Linked DNA regions of Homo sapiens: region 1 is linked to region 2. A link is a loop called in an ENCODE intact Hi-C map of the cell type or tissue named here. Cell type or tissue: heart left ventricle. All regions are shown on one strand. Each heading gives the region's core, and the rest is flanking DNA. Links, peaks and the distances in the headings are about the cores only. Region 1 overlaps FBN1 (fibrillin 1). Region 2 has its middle 34 kb from the start of DUT-AS1.

Region 1 (11,318 bases), core at 1,565-9,564, 150 kb after region 2:
TCATCACTATGTTATTTTATTTGATATTAAAGCTGTCTTGGGAGGCACTTGCTCTTTTAGACACAGTGTTTTCACTTACAGGCTTTAGAAAGACCAAAGTGATTTATTATATATACATATTTTAGATATATATAATATATATATTAGACATATATAATGTATTTTAAATATATATTATTTATATTTTAGATATATATTATTTATATTTAAATATGTATTTTATGAATATTATCTATTACATATTCAGAAATACATATATACATAATATATATACACATATTACATATATAGAAAATATACATAACATGTATTTTTACATTATATCTATTTTAGATATATATTTCAGATACTGATTAGTAGCATTTTATTACTAGGCAGACACTTTAAACAAAAAGATTATAAACGGCTAGATAATACACAGACTTAGGTGTGTCCTATTTTTAAAAAATGTACAAATTCTGATTGTAAAAAATTAGAAAGTATGAAATTGTGCCACAGAAGTTTCATCACACCAGGGATCTTTAAATGGCAAGCTCTCCTAGCATATTAAAATGTTATTTGATTCACACAAATGTAAATTAAGAAATGAATATCATGGAAAATTAGGCTTCCTTTTGAGATAAAATATATAAAACATATTTGATACTTTGACATTTCACTCATTATTTGGTCTTGTTAAAGACCCCTGATATTGAAACTGCAATGGAAGGAGAGGACTAACATTAGTATACTATTATTACCTTCACAGTTCTTCCCATCTCGTGTAACATGAAAGCCCGCATTACACACGCAATGAAAACTGCCATCTGTGTTGATGCAGCGTCCATTATTGCAGATCCGGCCATTCTGTAAACACTCATCAATGTCTAAAATCAAAGTTTAAAAAGAAGAAATAGCTTTATTTAGGGGAGTTAAAATTATTTTATTTCCCCCTCCCTCCATTTGCAAACTCATGATCTTGGCTTTTGGTTTTAATTACTTAATAATATTCTCCAACATAAATTGGTTATCAAATAATGTGATATTTAGGGTTATCAGAGTTGAAAAGACATGATAAAAAACCTGTATAATGGCATTAGATGTAACTCTAATTTCTAATAAGACTCCTTAAATCCGAAGTCTGTAAACAAAATAGATTCTTCTTCACCATTTTCCAAGCACATCTATTTAACCAGTATAAATCACTATTTATACTGAAATTTGGCTGGCATCTTTAAACATATAATTTTAAAAGACATATTTTATAGCTATCTCAGAACAATACAACATATGCTATTTTTTTAAACAATCACCTTAATTCTGCCTGAAAACCGTCAATCACATCTCTAAAATGTCCATCTTCCTTATACCAATTCTGGTTTACGTGCAGGGTTACTGCTGATAGATTCTTAGTCTTTTAAAAAACAACTTTATGAGTATTCTACCAACCAAATAAAATATTGATTCTATGAGGGTATTTTTCCTTTTTTTCTATTGTGGTTAATATTATGCCAAGGTACACAACAGAGCTTGACACGGAAGTGTTAAAATAACAATAACTGAAACAACCTGTATCTGATTTCTCCCTTAAATATTAACAATCTACCCAAAGTGGATAGCATGGTTCCCTGGATTATCTGTTTCTCTCAGTTTCTAGAAGCTACAAACCTGGATAAACATCAAAGAGGATGAACACAAACCTCTTTGTCTACACAGGCACACAATCACTTCCAGGGCTTATTCCCAGAAGACAGGGACCAAGAAACTATGTGGAGTTGGATGCGAGCATTCCTATCTATGCAGAGTTGAGGTCACATTTGTCTGAGTATAAGTGCCCTAAATATCCCCTGAACAATGAGCACGTGCGTTCATGGCATGTCAGTTACTCTGACTGTTTACCCTGTGTCTGTGTGGTGTCTTGTGGTTGGCCCTCAGATGCACTTTCTTTCTGGGCAGATCCTGCAGTGGTTTCCACACAAGTCATTGGACGAGCTGAGGCAGTCTGGGCTTTTCTTCTGTCTGATCTTTGTGCCAACAACCTACGATCTTTTTCTCTCTCGTTTATTTCTTAATCCTTGCTAAAAATCAGACTTGCTCCACACTCAAAAAAAAATGGTAAAAACCACATATTCTTGAGCAGACTTTTTTTTTTTAAGGATCCCATAATTTTTTGAGGCCCAAGGTTAAAATAAACAGGATAAAAAGTTCATATTTTTCTCTCTTCCTCAATTTCAGAATGTCATGGGGTTCCCCATTGCCCTATAAGACAAATTTAAAGCTTGTCATTCAAAGTTCTCCTCTACTGTGTTTCTGCCCATCCTTCTATCCCCTTCTACTCGGCCCCTCACTTACTTCCCAGTTATGTGCACAGCCTTTTGGACCATTCTGTGGCAACTTTCATCAGCAAAATAATGTGAGCACGTTCTCAACTTCTTATTTTCAGGATAACCTTAGTGCTAGCTCTTAAAGAAGGCAGTGCTTTAAGTATTCAGGTCATCCTCAGTCTCCAATACTAAGTCTCAGATTGATAACAACCACATACATGAGTTTATACTGGCTGGTCCTTGCCCCAGCTGAGTGCTCTCAATAACCACCTCTCTTTGCTTATTTAACAGTGCAGTCTCTGGACATTGATTTCATTTTATTTTCTGTTATTGCAAAATGCCTAGTATGCTATTTGTACATGTTAATTATATTAAACAATAGTCATAATATTAAGAAGGTTCTCAACTCAGTTACGTGTTCAACCTATCCATATTTATAACTAATTAATAGAAATGTTAGTGAGTTCAAAGTCCTTGCTCCAGTTTTTTTCTGCTTAAAATGGTCATTTATATGTAGTGCACTAAAATACACTGGTGGCAAGAAATCTCTACGTGAGAACAAAATTCATAAATTTTGAAGCCAGTTCACTGATAAAAATTAAAACTTCTATATGTCTTCAACTCATGAAGAGCTTTTGCTAAAAGAGGCAAATAAGATTAACTCTTGTCAATGGCTACCAATTTTCTAAAGTGATATAAACCTCGCTATCTTTTACTTAACTTTTAAAAAACTTTTAAGTTTAGGGATACATGTGCAGGTTTGTTAAATAGGTAAACTTCTGTCATGGGGGTTTGTTGTACAGATTATTTCATTACCCAGGTATTAAGCCTACTACCCATTGGTTATTTTTCCTGATCCTCTCCCTCCTCCAACCCTCCACCCTCCAATAGGCCCCGGTGTGTGTTGGTCCCTTCTATGTGTCCATGTGTCACCATTTAGCTCCCACTTAAAAGTGAGAACATGCAGTATTTGGTTTTCTGTTCCTATGTTAGTTTACTAATTATAATGACCTCCGGCTCCATCCATGTCCCTGCAACGGACATGATCTCATTCTTTTTTATGGCTGCATAATATTCCATGGTGTACATGTACTACATTTTCTTTATCCAGTCTATCATTGATGGGCCCTTTTATTTAACTTTAACAGAGTATTTGCCTGTTTTTTTTTTCTGTCTTTACTGAATTAATGATACAGTTCATTTTGTGCTTAATTTAGAGATAGAGATGGAGATAGATGTTTGGGCTCCCTGACAGTGATCATTGTATCTTATTTATTTCTGTTTTAGAAACTCAGTACATAAGAGTCATTTAATAAAAGGCATATTGGGTGGCTTAATAAATTAGTTAATAAACCTGATGGGAAATTTTTTATGAGGGGACATTTATAGCAGTGCTTCTCAAACTTCAATGTACATACAGATTGCTGGGGGATCTTGTTAAAATATAGATTCTGCAATAGTATGTCTGTGGTGGAACCTGAGATTCTGCCTTTCCAAGCAGCTCTAGGAGATGCTGTTGCTGACCACACTAAAAAGCAGCAAGGGCTTAGAGTGACATCCCTATCTTTTAGAACTTTCCATTAAGAAATTAATTGCACATAATTTCAACTGAAATTTTCCTCAGTTGCTGTGTCATAAAGGACAATTCCACTCTCTACTTCTCAGATGAAAACTTAAGAGGCAATAATAGTGACGAGACAACAATACTGAAAATAAGATTTTCCTTCAGGCATAGACGCATCTTATAAAATAACTTCAATGCTTGCCAGATTTTATGACACTGTCTTTCAGAATGACAATAGGTGGAACTAAGTTCAAAAAAGCCACGGGACTGTATTAGTCTCTTCCGGCATGGGTTATTTAAACTCCATGGAACTCCTTTGAAGCCAACCCCCAGTTAGCATATATGTCCCACATTCCACGTCAGGAGCCAGGACCATACCTCGGCATTCTGTCCGCGTGAGTGTGCTCTGATATCCAGCTCGGCACTGACAGGTGTACGAACCCTGGTTGTTAATACACTCACCACCAGCACAGGGGTTTTTCTCACATTCATCAACATCTGCAAAGCACAATGTATTTTAGTGCAAAATTACATAGCAATACCTCATAATTCTAAGACTTTCTGGGTTCCTTTTATACATATAAAACATTTTCCTTTTGAGAAATAAATAACATAATAAAAGGATCTTTTTTCTTTCCACTACAATATGTCATTAGCCATTTGAAGACTGGTTGAGCAGTTAAAGTGTATTATTTTCATGTGTCATTTTGCAGAGAAAAATTCCAAACATGTAGCAACTCAACAATCTGATCTAATAAACATTTTTTCTTCCTTGAGTCTGATCTAAGAGGACCAAACAGACTAACATTTCAGAAGTGGCTTCTGGATAGGATTCCGAGTATCTCTTGAAGCTCTGTTTTTTTCCAATAAAAAGAAGGTCTAACCATATCCAAGCATTCCCTGCTGAGTTCCACTAAAATGTTAGAACAAAACATGAAGCAACTGTTGTTTAAAGGGCAGTTCTCAATCACCACAGAGTCTCCCCCATCCCCAGATGTGTTCAATACACAGGCTCACACTAGTTTTACAGTCACTTAGAATTATCAGTACATTTAGAGATAAACTGGTTTATATGACCCTACTTGTAAACAAGAGGAAGCTAAAATTTAGCAAAGATAACCCACTTGTCCACATGCTTCTTAGTGCCAGATACAGATTTGACCTCACATTCCGCAACCCTGAGTTAGATGTTCCCACTTCTACTCAGCTCTGGATGACCTCTAGAAGGGGTGTTCATATCATCAGGAAATTAAATAGTTTGGGAAAGTAAGAACTCATCATTTCTGACAAATCATAAATTTATAATTATAAAAGTAGAATTCATAACAGAACTAAGAGGTGAACTTATTTTAAAAACAAGTTGATAGGAGCTGAGTGTTCTTATCCAATCCAAAAATTGATTATTCTTTCATTACATTTCCTCCCTTCACCAGCTTAAATGCCTCATCAGCAATTTAAACTTTCTTTCTTCCATTTAAAATAACTAGTCTAAGAGAGTTGGTAAGCTACACATTTAGACTAGTATAATGTGCAAAATTCCATAATTTGGGGATATTTTTAACGCTTTCTTTTAATGGTAGGGCTTTTGGTAGGGTGTCTTAAATTGGAGTTACCAGAAATGATTTGAGTATCTTTTACAATGAAAGTTAAAAGTAACTTTAATAGGCAGAATAATGACCTCCCAAATATGCTCATGTCTTAATTCCCAGAACCTATGGATATGTTTAGCTAGCAAAGGAGAATTAAAGTTGTAGATGGAATTAAGGTAGCTAATCAGTGATCTTGAGATGGAGAGTCTCCTGGATTATACAGGTGGCCAAATGCAGTCACAAATATCCTTAAATGTGGAAGAGGGAATTGCAAGAGAGAGCCAGAGAGAGACAAAGAGATTTGAAGATGCAACACTGCTGGCTTTGAAAATGGAGGAAGGGGTCATGAGCTAAGGACACAGGCAGCTGCTAGTAGCTGAAAAAGGCAAAGAGATGGATTCCTCCCAAGAGCCACCAAAAGGAAGACAGCCCTCCCAACACCTGGATGTTAGCCCAGTAAGACTTCTGTTGGACTACTAACCTACAGAGCTGAAAGATAATTTAAATTTGTATTGTATTAAGCCACCAAGTTTGGGGTAAGTTGTTACAGCAGCAATAGAAAACCAGTAGAGTCAAGGAACAGAATTACAACAGACCCTTGGTGCCAACCTAGGATGGATCACGTACCAATACACTCCCCACGGAGGTCCAGCTGGAACCCTTTGTTGCACTCACACCGGTAACTCCCAGGAGTTGGAATGCAGCGTCCATTTTGACAGAGATAGCGGACCAACTGGCAGTAATCAGTAACGTTTACTGGCAGCACCCCTAGAAGAACATTAAGCCCCATTAAAATTATTTTAACTATGGTATCTTTCATCAGTACTTAATCTGACAATAATGAACAAGATGTTGAATCAGAAAGGAAAGAGGATACTCTTTGGGCAAAGGTCGTCTGGTGACAACAGAGCATATTTCCACCCTGCCAACAGAGATCACATTGCACTGTGAGCACTGGGGAGCTCACAACCCAGCTGCAGCCTGCTTTTCTCTGCCCTCTTCACCACCTCACTCTCAAACCTCTAGTTTGCAGAAATAACAAAGGCAGAGAGATATTGGTATTGAACTACTTATAAAACTGCCTTGCAAGCTCTGTAACCTAAAGTCTAATATTATACCTCCTCTATTAATCCTTTCTGTGAATCAGATTTAACTATCGCCCATAACTCTCCCATAGTTGCCTGAAAACACCAATAACAAAAGGACATTAATCTCTGGAGAATAGGAAGCCTCCCGTTTTTCTCTATGCAATAGGAAAATTGAGACATACATATGATATAGATATAGATAACATTATGTAAACCAAAAATTAATATAACAATTTACAAACTTATTTAATGACTAAAGTAGCATAAATAAATAATAAAAAAATGTTAACTTGAACAATGCAAGAAAAATAACTAGATGATTTTTGAATTCTTACTTGGTGGCTCCCGAGATGGATACAGATATTCCACTGGTGGTCGAGGGACCGGAATTTGAGGTCCAGGAGGAAAGCCAGGAGGAACAGGGAGAACTGGAGGAATGGGGCCAAGGGGTGGGGGAGGATATTCTGGTCTCCCAGGAATTACCATAGGAACAGAGCACAGCTTGTTGAAATCCTCTAGAAAAACACAACAAAACAAAACACAACAGCTGAGCTGTAGCTTATGATCATAGGCCCACAGAAGTCATCCTTATTTTTTTAAAGATATTTTTGAATAAAATTGATCCTCAAAATTCACAGGTCAACTGGAGAAAAGAAAAAGAACCAACTGACTGGATTCCCATTTTTAATACCTGCAGCAGCAACCACTCTGGAACAATAATTCAAATCCAAAACCATGTTCCTCCCAAAACCTCAGAGTCTTTATCTGTATCAAAATTCACCTCATGGAAAACATAAAAGTACTACTTTCTCCATCCAGTCCCACCTGTGGATTCCACAGGGCTCTACAGAATACATTAAAAAATTTGAATTTTATTTTATGCGCAGTGCAAAACCACTGGATGTCTTCAACGGGGGTGGGACATGATCAGATGACCATTTTCAGAAGATCATGCTTACAATTACAACATATGAAGAACATTACTGCGGGGAGGCAAGGCTGTTGCAGAAGACCAAGGGGGAGATGATGATGTCCGGATGGGGGAGTCAGTGATTGAATCGGACAGAAGTGGACAAATCTGAAGCACATTTTAGAGATAAATGTGTAGTGTTCAGTGAAGTAGATTTTTGAGATAAATGTATAGTGCTCAGTGAAGTAGTAAGTGTCAGAGCTCAGGACACAAGAAGTCAAGAATGACTCCTAGTTTTCTGGTTGAGCAATTGGGTGAATGTTGGTGCCCTTGCCTGGACGGGAAAAATCATGGTGATAGCAGATTTGGTGGGTAGAAACCAAGTTCCATTTTGAACATAGGAGTTTTGAGATATCAGACATCCAAGTGGAGCTATCACTTCGCAGTTGTAAAAGACAGTGTGAAGCTTAGACGAATCAAGGCTAGACGTGAGTTTCAGAGTCATCAGTACAGAGAGGTGATACTCAAAGCCATGGGGATGGATGAGCTCATGTAAGAGTGGTGTGGAAGGGGAAGAGAAGGGAGTGCAAAGACAGAACCCTGAAGAATACTGATTCGTAAAAGAAAGCAATATCAATGGAGAAGTGGCCCATAAGGGAGGAGAAACACCAAGGGGTGTGGGTCGGGTATGAATGCTGCATAGTGACCCTCTGAATGAGGACATCCTGACTTCATCATCTGCTTCCCTATGATTCTACATTTTTAGGATGATTACTATTTTTCACAGTGTCAGGTCTTTATCAAATAAATCATCTTTAGGTTTCCACACATTTGTTCTGGGCTTCCAAAAAGGTGTTTTTAAGCAGTATCCAGGTTTCCAAGGATGTATTTATTTTATTTATTTTCATGTTGCCTACAAATAGCCATGTTTTTTCATAGTTCCCTTCTATAAGTAACCTATGTGACTTTTAAATTTCATTTTTTTCCTCTTTTGCTAGGATTTTGGTAATTTTATTTTCACAGTTGTACAGTGATTTTCTCATGGATACCTTCTATGCTAGTTTCAGCCATTAATAGAAATTAGACTAATATTTTTCTTTTCCTTACAGACTAAAATTTAACTTATTTTCAGACAGTAATAGGTCTTACTGAAATGCATTCATATTTCAACCTCACGGGACATTCTGCCAATTTACATGAGGTTAAATAGGAAAGTACTGTTGGTACTTTCTGGTCCATTTCTAAAATTTCTTCATTCATATTTGACATTTCCATCTCAGGTCAAGTTTATGTTTTCAGATAATTCTCTTACAGCATTTTAATTACGATTTCACTGGAATTTCAAATTACAGAGATACTGACGTACTTGAATGTATTTGTAAAGGAATTCTATGTTGTTCATGCTTCCCTGACTCAAGATGTCTCAATCCTGTTTGTCAACCAACAGTGATTCTTCCTATAGATTTATCATCTGTACGTGCCATATCCACCATTCCCTGGGAACCTGCTCTCACCAAATTCCCACCACTAAGACTGTGTAGTCTGTGAAGTCAGGGATCATCTCTAACTCATGACTAGTTCCCACTCTCAGCCTTGCCCTGCAAATTGCACATAACAGGAATTCATTAACTATGTGTTAATTTTATTAAATGACAGTTACATTAAGGAACTCACTTTGCTTCCAAGCATTTGTAGGTACCAATTCGGCCTTTCTTTTTAAGACTTTTTGAATTTATATAAAAGAAATTTAATAGCTTATCAGCATTTCTGCTAATTAGGTGGGTATTTTACTTTAAGAATGCCATTAAATTCATCTTAACCTCTCTAGGAAACTGTATCAGACTGAATCTGATATTTCTTCCTATTTTTTACAGATTTAGTAATCTTCTCATTGCCCCTTTACATTCAGGATCAGCAACGTGGGGCTAATTTTGTTAAGCTGATGTCCATCTTTCCTATCTCCACTTAACCCAAGATGATGCTGATTTATTTTTTAAAGAGTGAAAAGCTGGCCAATCTAAAATCCTTCCTGCATCACTCTCTGTAAGAGCCCAGATCTCTGTAGCACCAGTACTGGAACATTTGGACAAACAAAAACCTACCTGCAAGTTATTTTGCTCTATAAATCTGTTTTGCCCAAGGCCTCTGAGGGCTGTGCATCTCTCAGTGGTATACCTGGGAGGACAGCTCCCTGTAAAGCCACACACAGGAACCTGGTCTTCTGCTCCAACTGTCCCAAAGTAGGTCTTCCTGCAGGCACCTAAACCTGCTCTAGTCCTCTTCTCTATTCAAAGCCTCAACACAGGAAGGAATCCACATCAAAGCTGCTGATTCCTAAGTTAACATATGCATTTTAAAAGCCATTCTCCTGGTACCTAAGCCATGTCTTAGTAGGAAGTCATGTGCTTCTAAACAGTGATCTACTAAATGGTCCCCTACTGGACTCAGGAAGGTAAACTTCATCTATGTATTTGTTTATTTATGTATTAGTATTTTAATTGACAAGTAAAAATTGTATATATTCATTGTGCACAACGTGATGTTTTGAAATATGCTCAATTGGTGGGAAAGATGTTGCCTAATAAGTTGCTCTCTGTATTTGAATGCCTCCTATAAGCAAGATTTTGCTAAATACTATGGAAGTGTAAAAAGCATGAGAAATATGAGACTACAATAATGAATGAGATTTCCTAATGAGATTGATCAACCAGTAAAAGAGCAAGATGTGAACACACATATGGCACTCATGCCATAGTGATAGTACCAGCCAGAACCACAGGAGCACAAGGAAGAAGGGAGCACTTCCAGCTGCAGGTACCTCGGGATATTCATGGATTAGGTCATGTTTGAGCAGATCCTTAACAAGAAAAGAGGATATATAACAGGCAAGGATGGCAGGAGTAGGGAGAAAGAGCCTGAACTGGCAAGAAGTTTTAGAAAAAAAAGCCAACTTGAATTCAGAAATGCTCGGATTGGGTGCAATGAAAACTCAATCATATAATTTAAACTACTATAAAGAACAAGAATTAAAAAGATGAACTGGGATTAGATTTGGGACTCTAAATACTGTGCTAAGTAGCAAATGTTCTTTGCAAGAAATGGAGTGAATTGGCCACTAAATATTGCCTGAGTTCATCCTGGGGAAATATTTTTGGACATCTTTCTCGACTAACGAAAGTGTGCTGTATTTATGTATTTGTTTAGTTATGTATTTTTAAACTAATGAATAAAAATTGTATGCATTCATTGTGTACAACATGGTGTTTTGAAATAGGCTCAATTAGTCAAAAGGTGTCTCCTTTTTCTCCCCTAGACACAATTTTTTAAACTGAACTTCACTGACTCATACTTTGGGAAAGGTACATGGCAATGGTGGATTTCAGAGACTAGTTAGGAGACTACTGGAACAGTCCAGACTAGAGAAAATACGCTTCTAATAGAAACAAAAAAATGGACAGATAAAAGAGATACTGTGAAGGAAAAAAAAAACAAGCAGGACTTAGCAGGAAGGAAAGAGTCCAATGTTAGGAAAAAGGAAATGTGTCTCCTGAACAACTTACCTGAAAAATTCTGAAAGCTGAGTTTTACTCTACTGAGCTTTTGAGTACTCCATGAGAGCCATTAAGTACTAAAATGAGAATAAGTACTTCCCCAAAAGGTTTCTGTTTAGTAGTAATAAGCCAGCTAAGTAAAAAGCAGTACCTGAAAACAGTACTCTTTGTACAGACCCCTTTTTTTTTCCTGTGCATTTTCTAGGGAAATTTCCCTGGACGTCATCTCTTATATTTCCTGGAGACTACTCATTTACCCAAGTTTCCATTACATCTGCATCATGCACATTGCCACTGGGCTTGTGAGGGCTGG
Region 2 (11,318 bases), core at 1,178-9,177:
GATACATTCATCATTCTAGTATGGAATATTTTTTCTCAAAATGTCTGAAACACAGAACTATAAGCTTAATTTAAGATTTTCAGCCTGAGCAACATGGTGAAAACCCATCTCTACCAAAAATTAGCTGGGCATGATGGTGCATGCCTGTAGCCTATAGTCCCAGCCATTCAGGAGGTTGAGGTGGGAGGATCAATTGAGCCTAGGAGTTCGAGGCTGCAGTGCACCGAGATCACACCATTGCACTCCAACTTGGGTGACAGAATGAGATCCTGTCTCAAAAAAAAATATTTTTTCTTAGACCTGTCATTCAAACTTCCTTTAATTATTCATTGTCATTAAGTATTTCTTTTTCAGAGCCAAATCCAAGGAGACTTAAATTGTATTATCAAGATTTATTTCATTTATACCACACACATATAACACATATACTTTCCTATACTATAGTTTTCAAAACACTATTGTGTTGTCTTCCTTTTTAGAAAAAAAATACAGTAATACTTGAAATTGTATTAGCATTTTAACTAGCCCAGCACCTATTTTTTTCCACATGTGGTTTCCACTGGTGGTTTTCATAGGCCTCTAGAAGTTGTAGGTGTAGCCCCTTGTAGGTACAGATTGCCTTGTTTAAATAAAGGAATCATTTTTTCTTTAATAGAACCTAATTTTTTAAAAGCACATTTAAGTTGTGCAGTTGTGATTTGAAATAATAACAAAAAGTGATTACACCTAAAAGTTCTAAACTGGTACAATATTATCATGCCATTAGCTGTGATGGAGCTGAAAGCTGATAGAACTTACACTTGTATCTCATGACTCTGTTTCCTTTGAAGTAAGCACTGGTGGCTGACCGAGTTTAATGTCCCAGCTTTTTGGATCTCTAAGAGGATTACAGTGTGATTTTATAACCTGCCACAAATTCCTCTCTATGCAACTTACTATGTGCTATGTATGTGTTTTTAAAAAAATCAACTGGAGCATGTGCCTGTAGTCCCACCTACTTGGGAGGCTGACTCAGGAGAATCATTTGAGCCCAGGAGGCGGGAGGTTGCAGTGGGCTGAGATCACACCACTGTACTCCAGCCTATGGGACAGGGAGAGATTCCATCTTAAAAAAAAAAAAAAGAAAAAAAAAAGCAAAACAAAAACAACAACAGCAAAAAACCAATTGGAATCAAAATGTGTTTTCAAATGAGTCACTTTATTTTTTATTTCTTAGAGTTTTCTGAAAAATTTTTTTTTTTTTTGAGACAGTCTCACTCTTTTGCCCAGGCTAGAGTGCAGTGGTGTGATCTCTGCTCACTGCAAGCTCAGCCTCCCGGGTTCAAGCGATTCTCCTGCCTCAGCCTCCTGAGTAGCTGGGACTACAGGCGCCTGCCACCATGCCTGGCAAATTTTTTTGTACTTTTAGTAGAGACGGAGTTTCACTGTATTAGCCAGGATGGTCTCGATCTCCTGACCTTGTGATCTGCCTGCCTTGGCCTCCCAAAGTGCTGGGATTACAGGCGTGAGCCACCGCACCTGGTCTTCTGAAATTTTAAAAATTGCTTCAGCATAGTGCTGAAATACTTTATGTATGTAATGTAGAAGTCAATACAACAATAAAAATATCAGTCCTCTCTCTACCCCTCTCCACTCTGAGTCTAAACACTTTCAACTGTTTGTGATTTACTTTCATGTTCCTAAATAATATGCAAGTGCAGTTATTTCATTTCGTTTCAAGTGTAGTCACTTTCTACTGGTTTTCTTCTGGGGCTGATGAGAATTTAGCTTTCTTACCATACCCCTCTGGCTGCATTCCTCCCATGCCCCCACTTTGTCCTTCCTCTCATCCTCCCAACATAATCGTCTAACAATATTCTGGCTAAATTTAAAGCTGAGTCATATAGTGTACTATGGTAACATGTTTATGTAACCTTTTGTGGGTTTCTTTTTTTCATTAGTAATAGCTTATTTTTTGTTGTTGCTTAGTTTTTTATGCTTATTAGGAATTTCTCCCTAAATTCTTTGGTAGAATTGTGATACTCCCTTGAATAGAGTTGGACTCTAAGATAATCTATCAGTTTCTTTTTCTTTTCATTTTTTTTCTTCTAGATGCTTCCCCACTTTAATTCCTTTGTCTCTAGCTCCTGTCACTCCTGACTACTCTGCAACTGCCATCCTGGAGCTCAGTCTTCATAGGAATCCCTTTCATCTGTGTCCTCCACGCAATTTCCTATTGCCTGTATCCCATGCTTTTCCAGTTTGGGTTTGTTCCTCACTTTGGTAAAGCACAATCTCCAGCAGCTGCTTTTTAAACATTTGAAAATTTTATTTTATTTATTTTTTTTTTTTTGAGATGGAGTTTTGCTCTTGTCACCCAGGCTGGAGTGCCGTGGTGCAATCTGGGCTCACTACAACTTCTGCCTCCTGGGTTCAAGTGATTCTCCTGCCTCAGCCTCCCAAGTAGCTGGGATTACAGGCACCCTCCACCATGCCTGGCTAATTTTTGTATTTTTAGTAGAGACGTGGTTTCACCATGGTGGCCACACTGGTCTCGAATTCCTGACCTCAGGTGATCTGTCCGCCTTGGCCTCCCAAGGTGCTGGGATTACAGGGGTGAGCCACCGCACCTGGCCTAAACATTTTTTTAAATTGAAGTGTACCAAACTGTTTGCTAAACTTAAATGCACTAACTTAAGTGCTCAGCCCAATGCATTTTTGTATACACAGACATTCACGTAACTGACATCCAGATCAAGATATTGAATAGTTCCCAAACTCTTCAAGGCTCCCTCATGCCTCTTCCCCATCAGTAACCTCTATCCTACCCCGTACCTTCAACACGGTCATCGCTACTCTGGCTTCTACCACCATCAATGAGTTTTGCCTGTTCTTGAACTTTATATAAAATCATCATACAGTATGTACTGTTTTGTGTTTGGTATTCTTGCATCATGCTTGGGAGAGTCATCCATGTTGTTGCATGTACCAGTTGTTTATTTTGTTGTTTGTTTTTGCTATTTTATGTGGTATGAATGTAAAGTATTTGGATATAATAAATAAAGCTGCTACAACCAGTCTGGTCCCTGTCTTTTGTTGCACGCATGCACTCATTTCTTTTGGGGAATATCACCTAGAGGTGGAATTGCTGGGTCATAGGGTAGCCATTAACTTCTTGAGAAATGGTACAGTTAGAAATATCTTTGATAGGTTATACATTAGGTTAGGCTAGACTATGCTGCAGAAAAAAATAAGCTTCATTTCTTTTTTTTTTATTATACTTTAAGTTTTAGGGTACATGTGCACAACGTGCAGGTTTGTTACATATGTATACATGTGCCATGTTGGTGTGCTGCACCCATTAACTAGTCATTAACATTAGGTATATCTCCTAATGACCCAGCCATCCCATTACTGGGTATATACTCAAAGGATTATAAATCATGCTGCTATAAAGACACATGCATACATATGTTTATTGTGGCACTATTCACAATAGCAAAGACTTGGAACGAACCTAAATGTCCAACAATGATAGACTAGATTAAGAAAATGTAGCTTCACTTCTTAATGGGTTAACATGTCAAGTCTTTTTCTGGGTCACACCAAGTTGGCTGGAAGTTGGGTAACTCTCCAGGGCAACTATCTTTCATGTGGTGATCCAGTAATGCAAACTGCTTCAATCTCGTGGCTCCACCATTTCAACATCAGACGTCTTCAGAAAGCGTGGAGTTCATACTCCTGTCTAACTATTTGGCCAGAAAGTCTATGTCACTTCTGTTCACAGCCATGATCAGAACGTGTGGCCCTGCCTAACTTGGAGAAGCCTGGGAAGTGTAGTCCTCTTTGCACCCAGGAAGGAAAGGGGAACCAGATATTGGGGAGCATAAATACTGTATACCACACTTTACATACCTGACAATACCTTGATTCTAATTTCACAGTGAAATGAGAGATTGGCCAGGGAGTAAAGCCTTGGTAGAAAGTAATTGTTTTCCTTGGGATCTTTAAGTCATTTCTACATTGCTTTTTAGCTTCTACTGTTACTGTTAAGAAGTCCAGTACATTTTGAATCAACTTTATGTGGAAACTATTTGTTTCTTTGGAGTTTTAAAGAGTTTTATTTTTTATTCCTAGTATTTTGAAATTTCACAATGACATACCTTGATATGGGTATTTTACTTTCTTATCTTTACTCATTGTGGTTTTTTTGTTTGTTTCTTTTGTACTGCCTTCTAAAAGATATTCTTAATTTTACCTGCCAATTCTTTGTGGATTTTTAAAAACATTTCTACTTTAACATTTTAATTTTTAAGAGATTTTTATAGCATCTTATTATCTAGGTGCAGGAACTCTTAAAGGAGGGTTTCTGAAGTCTTCTCTTGCATTGCCTCTTTTCTTCATGTTTTTGTTTTCTATTTATTTGTCATTGCTCTTGTTTTTAAAACCTGTCTCTCATATTGGAGAGTTTCCTAATGTATCTGGAGATCTTTGGCTGCCTACATTTAGGCGTCAGGGAATAAAATGTTGATTGGAAGCCCTGTGTGCTTTGGTAGGACTTGCAGACTGGTGGACTGCACTGTAGAATGATAGGCAGGAGCCAGGCACTTCGTTGGGTGACTGCCATGTCAGTATTAGTAGGTGTTTTCCTTAGGGTTGGTCACTTTCTCCAAAGAAGAACTTGCCAGTCTCCTCTGTAGGGAGCATAGGCTTTGATGTCTGTGTTCATGGAGCTGCATGAAGGTTTCCACGTGTCCCCCTTCAGTATGTGGACTTTCACTTAATCCTTCTGTTTCTGTCCAGCCTCTTACCCTACTCCCCAGTATCACTGAGTCCAGAACCCTGCTGGTTCAGCCTCTCCAGAGAGCAAACATCCTGCCTTCTACCAGGGAAGAGGAGAGACGCTCATCTGACTGGAGGCATGGTGAAGACTCTATAACTTACTTTTATAGACATTCAACAAAGTCTTTGCCTTTGGCTCCACCCATTCCTGTCATCTTCATCAACACCAAGAACTATCAATCCTGACCTTTCCTAAGTTCTTTAGAGCAACTTATCTTTCTTCTTCTTGGCTTCCTCTTAGGTTTTATTAGGCTTTTAGGTTTTGGTTGTTTTCCCCACTTTACTCAGTCAACAACTCCTCTCTTTTTGGCTTTCCATCTTCCAAAATACAATTGTCAACTTTTGTCTGATGTCTCCTCTACAGCTCTCTTTGTCCTTGGGAGTTTACACCTTTTTAAATCCCCTTACTGTCATTTTCAATAGGTTTCTCCAGAGAGTATATATAAATGTTTGTCTTTAATTTTCAATGTTTAATTTGAATCATAACTACTTTGTAAAGCCAGAATACCATCATGTGACTACTGTGGCTAAAATCTGTTCTTAGAACTTCAATCCTACAGCATGAGTTCTAACCCATAAGCATGCAAGATCTTTCACGATTTAACTCTTGGTAGCTTTTCTAACCTTAATAAAACAACCCAGACAAAGGATTTTGTTTTGTTTGCTATTTTTCAAATATTCCTACTCTTTCTTGTTTTCAAGGCTATGCATAGACTTTCCATTACATGGAATCTACTTGTCTTCTTCCTATGAAACACCTACTGATTCTTCATCTTTTCTATGAAGCATTCTTTGACTTCTCTAGATCAGAGTAAGTCTCTTCTTGTATGTTCATATAGCAAAAATAATAATAATTATAATAATAATAAAAAATATAAATATAAATATAAATATAAAATTTTTATTTTATAGTTATATTTTTATAATTTTATAATATAATTTTATAATATAAAATTTGATTTTTATTTTATAAAAATAAAAATATAATTATTATTATAATAAAAAATACTTCTTTAAAAACAACTATATTTTCCCAATCCCACAGTGGAGAATTTAGGTGTAGTATTTTGCAGTTCCACAATGGAGGACTGCTGCACAAAATATTGCCCTCAATGGCTACGATTGTGTCCTATTCTTCCTTGACTTTTCTAGCACTTAGCAAAGTGTCTGTCATATCTCAGCCATTCAGTATATATTTTATGAATGAATGAATATGGAAGATATAATCTGAGACCTCTTGGGTGCTGCAAAACAATTGCATCAAAAGGTAAAACCTTCACCCTGGAGCCAGGATTTCCAGGTCCTGATTTTTGCCTCAGTTGAGCTTGCAGGATATAACCTGGCATAACCCACTGTCACTTTTCTGCTCTTGAATTTACTCACTTGTGCAATAGGAATATCTCTCAGAATGTTATCTTCCCCTCCCCCCCTTTTTTTTTGACTCAAGAGTCTCAATTTGTTACCCAGGATAAAGTGCAATAGTACAATCATAGCTCATCGAAGCCTCTACCTCCTGTGCTCAAGTGATCCTCCCACCTCAGTCTCCTGGGTAGCTGAGACTACAAGCATATGCCACCACACCCAGATAATGAAAAAGCAATACCCTAGAGATAGGGTCAGTTGCCCAGGCGTCATAAGTTTTAAAGACAGGTTAAAAAATTGCTTTGAGTTCCAAAGTCCCTTAGACCAGTTATTTCAAACTCTGTAACTGAATTGTTTTCCTAATTGTTCTAGATAAGTTTGCTTCTCCCAAACACCAAGAAGGCAAGGACACCACCATTGGGAAATGCCCCACATCTAGGCATGATAAGCTACCCACCACACCATGGCTTTGTTGTTCTCATTAGCAATGGCTAATGAGCAAGGCTCTTTAAAAGATGCACCCTTTTTGTCTGACCTTGTCTGCTCGACACTGGCCTCAGATGAGCCTACACTCAAGATCCACCCCACAGCTGTCTCCTTGGTAATCATGTCGTGGGCCAGGATTTGTTTTGTAAAAGATCCAGCTGTATGGAAAGTCCCAACAACTGCAAATAGTCAATAGAATAGAATCTTTAACTCTGTTGCTGAGACTTCCAGGTGGGAAAACCTGTGAAAGATTGGTTCCTCTCAGGAAACTTCATCTCCACACTGGTGCACCTTTCCTGAGAACAGTCGGACAAGCACATTTTTCATTTAGAGCATCAACCCTGGAGGCAGCCAGACATGGGATTCTGCTTTTTTTTGCTGTCTGACCTCAGCAGGTCTTATCTATTTGAACTATTGACTGTGCTGTTGTTAAATGGAAGTGTCACCACTCGCCTCAAAGGGCTGGGTGTAAGAATTCAACAACATCATGTGTGTAAGGCACTAGCACCCAGCAGGCATCCCCTTCCAGTATTTTTCCTCCCAGAAAGGAAGTCACCATTCTGCTCTGTAGATTTTTACTTTTTTTCCTTTTACTGTTGGTACTTTTTAAATTTTTTGGCCAGTCTTTTATTGTTCCACCCATTATATCATCGTTCATTTTTCCTTATTTAGGTAATATGTTTGTAGTTTAAAATTTAAATTTAAAAGTATACATTTCATAAATTTTAGTTAAATGTTGGTCATATCTCTCACATCTGCTTTGTGATGATTTCCATCTTTTTTACTTTATTTTCTTTCTCATTTTTTGTCACATTGTGTTCTCTTAGTTTGTTGGCTTGAAGAGTAATCCCAGATAGCGTTTGGGAGTGTTTTATTCAGGCATCCATCTTCACAGTTGGAAGGAATAGAGAACCAGGAGAGCCCACTCAGTAGAGGTGAGGGTAGTTTGGAGGGAGAGTTGGGAGTGATGGTTGTGGTTGAGGGGCGGGGAGTGATGGTTACAAAACAAAGAAGAGTCACAGGAATTTGAAAACAAGAAATGAAATAGCATGGGAACTCATGGGACTTGGAATCTTGCCAGGAACCAAAGCCACTCTTTTTTTTTTTTTTTTTTTTTTGAGATGGAGTTTCACTCTGTCTCCCAGGCTGGAGTGCACTGGTGTAATCTCGGCTCACTGCAGCCTCCACCTCCTGGGTTCAAACAATTCTCTGCCTCAGCCTCCTGAGTAGATGGGATTACAGGCACCCACCACCACACCTGGCTAATTTTTGTATTTTTAGTAGAGACGGGGTTTCACCATCTTGGCCAGGCTGGTCTTGAACTCCTGACCTCATGATCCATCCGCCTTGGACTCCCAAAGTGCTGGGATTACAGGTGTGAGCCACCATGCTGGGCCCAAAGCCACTCATTTTAGGGGTATTCCCCTTTCCTCTCTGCCCCCTTTCTCCCCCTTTCTCTACATCTGCTCTGTGCTCTTGTCATATAGAACATGTCTCATGATGGCTAGCCCAGCTTCCCAGTCTACATGACCTTCCATTTGTCTTCTTACAGCTAAGAAGTTAGTCTCTCAGTTTCTCAAGTCCAAAATTTTAAAGAAAGTAATCCAATTGGCCCGGCTCAGTTTTTCTCTTTTCTCACTGGCCTGCTTATGGATGAGTTAGCATTGATCAATGTCCATCCTAGTCCAACTGGATATTGCCTGGGAGAATAGCATTGCTTGGAATTTCTGTGACTTTCTGGGTATGCCCCTCCCAGCTGGAGCATGAATGTCTTAGAAGATAGTTTGACCAGAATTCCCAGCTCCAAACACAGCAGTGCACTGGATTGGATCAAAATTACAAATATTGGGATGTGGCCAGGCATAGTGGCTCACACCTGTAATCCCAGCACTTTGGGAGGCCGAGGTGGGTGGATCACCTGAGGTCAGGATTTTGAGACCAGCCTGGACAACATGGTGAAACCCCATCTCCACTAAAAACACATTAAAAAATTAGCCGAGTGTGGTGGTGTGCGCCTGTAATCCCAGCTACTCAAGAGGCTGAGGCAGGAGAATCCCTTGAACCTGGGAGGCAGAGGTTGTAGTGAGCTGAGATTGCACCATTGCACTCCAGTCTGGGCAATAAGAGTGAGACTCTATCTCAAAACAAACAAACAAACAAAAAGAAAACAAAACAAATATTGGGATGCTTATTCTAAATGAGAAAATCCCCCCGCCCCCCACAAAAACAACTAATGTGTCAGAAAAAGACTTATCCTATGATGTAGAGTGTTTTTGGAATTTTCTCTATTAAAAATTTAGGTACCTGAGTGATCACTCTCCTTCTTTTGGAAACTTTCTTTTATGTGGAAGCTGTTTGCAAATAATTCTAAAGTGACATCGTTCCAAACTTTAAAATCTCACCTCTGGAAACTCCTAAGATGTAGCACCACTTGTTTCTTCACTAGCTCATTTAAGAGGGGGCGACCAAGGGGCACATGCCACAACTGAGCCAGCTTACCTGGCTACAGAGTTAGATAGGAACCTGGCATTCAGGCATGTCACCTGCATACATCTCACACATAGGCACAAGTGGGCTTGATGTGGGAGGTCCTGAGGGATAGGGTCAAGAGGGATCTCTCCCATGAGGCGAGGAACCTGGCCCTTGTTCATCTGGGTGACCAAGCCCAATTGTTAAAACACAAACAATCTATTCCCTGAAATTTTCTTTTTTCAGAGTGAATCTCCCATGTTCTAGTTTATACCTAAAATTATTCTACACATATTCAGAGGCAACATAGTAAAATCTCACAAGCTTTTCTGAGTTACTCTCCTAACCTAGTTGTCTCAGCAATCTCTCTCTTTTCATCTCTTCACTCTCTTTTTCTCCTCTCCCACAACCCTCCACTCCTACCAGGTTGTGCTCTCCACCTCTCCTTAACGTGGTTTTAGGAGTAACCTTTAGGAAGATCTGACTAGTGGAGTCAAATTGCCATAAAACATCTGAGCTCTCATTCTGACAATATGGGAATACAGCTGTAAGGCCAAAGTGACACCATCCCTCAGCTGAAGTATTGAAAATGCTCTACTCTGCCTCTCCTCCTTTCCTTCCCATCTTCTCGAAGCCAGCTTTTGTAAAGGGTGGATGACTGTGCACAGGGAATTTGCTTCTTATCAAAAGCATGAAAACTGGTACATAAACCTTTATTACTTTCCCCTATCCATTTTCACTGCTTAAATCTGAAATGTTTCACTTTGCTTTCCTACCAAGTTCAATGGTTTCTTTAGGAAACAAGAGTGTAGGCCTGGCACAGTGGCTCATGCCTGTAATCCCAGCACTTTGGGAGGCCAAGGCGGGTGGATCACGAGGTCAGGAGTTTGAGGCCAGCCTGGCCAATATGGTGAAACCCCGTCTCTTCTAAAAAATACAAAAATTAGCCAGGCATGCACCTGTAATTCCAGCTACTTGGAAGGCTGAGGCAGGAGAATCGCTTGAACCCAGGAGGTGGAGGTTGCAGTGAGCTGAGATTGCACCACTGCACTCCAGCCTGGGTGATAGAATGAGACTTTGTCTCAAAAAAAAAAAAAAAAAAGAAAAGAAAAAAAAAACGAAACAAGAGCGTAATGTACCTCTACCATTGATGACAGAGAATTATTTTTCTACACTTTAATTTATAAACGATATAACTTACCCAAAAGGACAGTATTTAAACAAGCTAGGGAACAAATATCAGGCAGAGAAGGGAGTTATTTATTGTTATTACCAACTTTTCTCCTTTCTAACGAGAACTCTTTGAAAGAAATGGGTCAATGCCATGCCTCTATTGGAAAATATCCCCCCAAACAGTGCTAGTTAGTGTTTCTGTCTGTTTTCTACATAGAGTGCTTCGTGAAAGACACGCCCAAATAGCATAAGACCAGAGCTTGGGAACCTCAGTCTGTTCCAGAAACCAGAGTTCCCACATAACTACATAATGTGCTGCTATCAGGTTACCAGCTCACCACAATTGCCTAATGTGACAGTGAGTTTGGGGTGCTGCTGTGGGGAGGTAGAATTACCAGGGGGGATGACTTAGGCTGAGTGGTTGCAGTATTAACGTGCACAGCTCATAAGCAGGCCAATGCTCCACCTAAATATTTAATCCTAGGCCAAGGATATCCAGGATTAAACTTCTCAAGATCTTTTCCTCCACTTTGAGATAATATTGTGTATTAGCTATTGTTTCTATGACACAAGAGTCAAGCAAAGGACAGCATTTAATTGCACTGCTGGTCTTGTTTTCATGCCTCTATTTCAGAGTATGTTTTGATTTCAGAATCCCCCAAATGATTTCTGACAAGGTTTCTGGTTTTTCCTTTGCAGTGCAAAAAATTGCTTGTTGACTTTTTTATAACAGGTTCAGGATGGTGATGATGATGATGGTGGCTTGTGACTAAATGTATTTTGATTTTTTTTTAAGAGATGAGAACTTGCTACGTTGCCTAGGCTGAAGTACAATGGCTATTCACAGGTACAATCATAGAGTAGTACAGCTTTGGCTTTCTAAGTTTAAGAGACCCTCCTGCCTCAGCCCCAAGTAGTTGGGACCACAGGTGTGCACCATCACACCTGGCTTAAATGTAGTCATTTTTATATCAAATTTCAGCCTGCATCTGTTCTTGTTGCTAATC

What was found. Peaks named below come from ENCODE experiments on the same cell type or tissue, not always from the same donor. Only the 100,000 strongest peaks of a DNase experiment are listed, where the experiment ranks them.
Region 1: a loop joins it to region 2, with 2.4 times the contacts of the local background. A loop is called at or near these places in 12 of 110 quality-filtered maps.

The regions. Positions count from the first base shown.
Region 1 is chr15:48,509,304-48,520,621 of GRCh38, forward strand. It overlaps FBN1 (fibrillin 1), which reads right to left. Exons shown (of 66, transcript NM_000138.5): 11 at 6,880-7,059; 12 at 6,084-6,224; 13 at 4,246-4,365; 14 at 741-866. Among named protein-coding and RNA genes, the nearest start is that of FBN1, 130 kb to the right of the region's middle. RefSeq lists a silencer at 11,229-11,318. In heart left ventricle, for the core only: no CTCF peak of the experiment used is centred there; no DNase peak of the experiment used is centred there; H3K27ac peaks cover 589 bases.
Region 2 is chr15:48,360,015-48,371,332 of GRCh38, forward strand. No RefSeq gene overlaps it. Among named protein-coding and RNA genes, the nearest start is that of DUT-AS1, 34 kb to the left of the region's middle. In heart left ventricle, for the core only: no CTCF peak of the experiment used is centred there; no DNase peak of the experiment used is centred there; H3K27ac peaks cover 982 bases.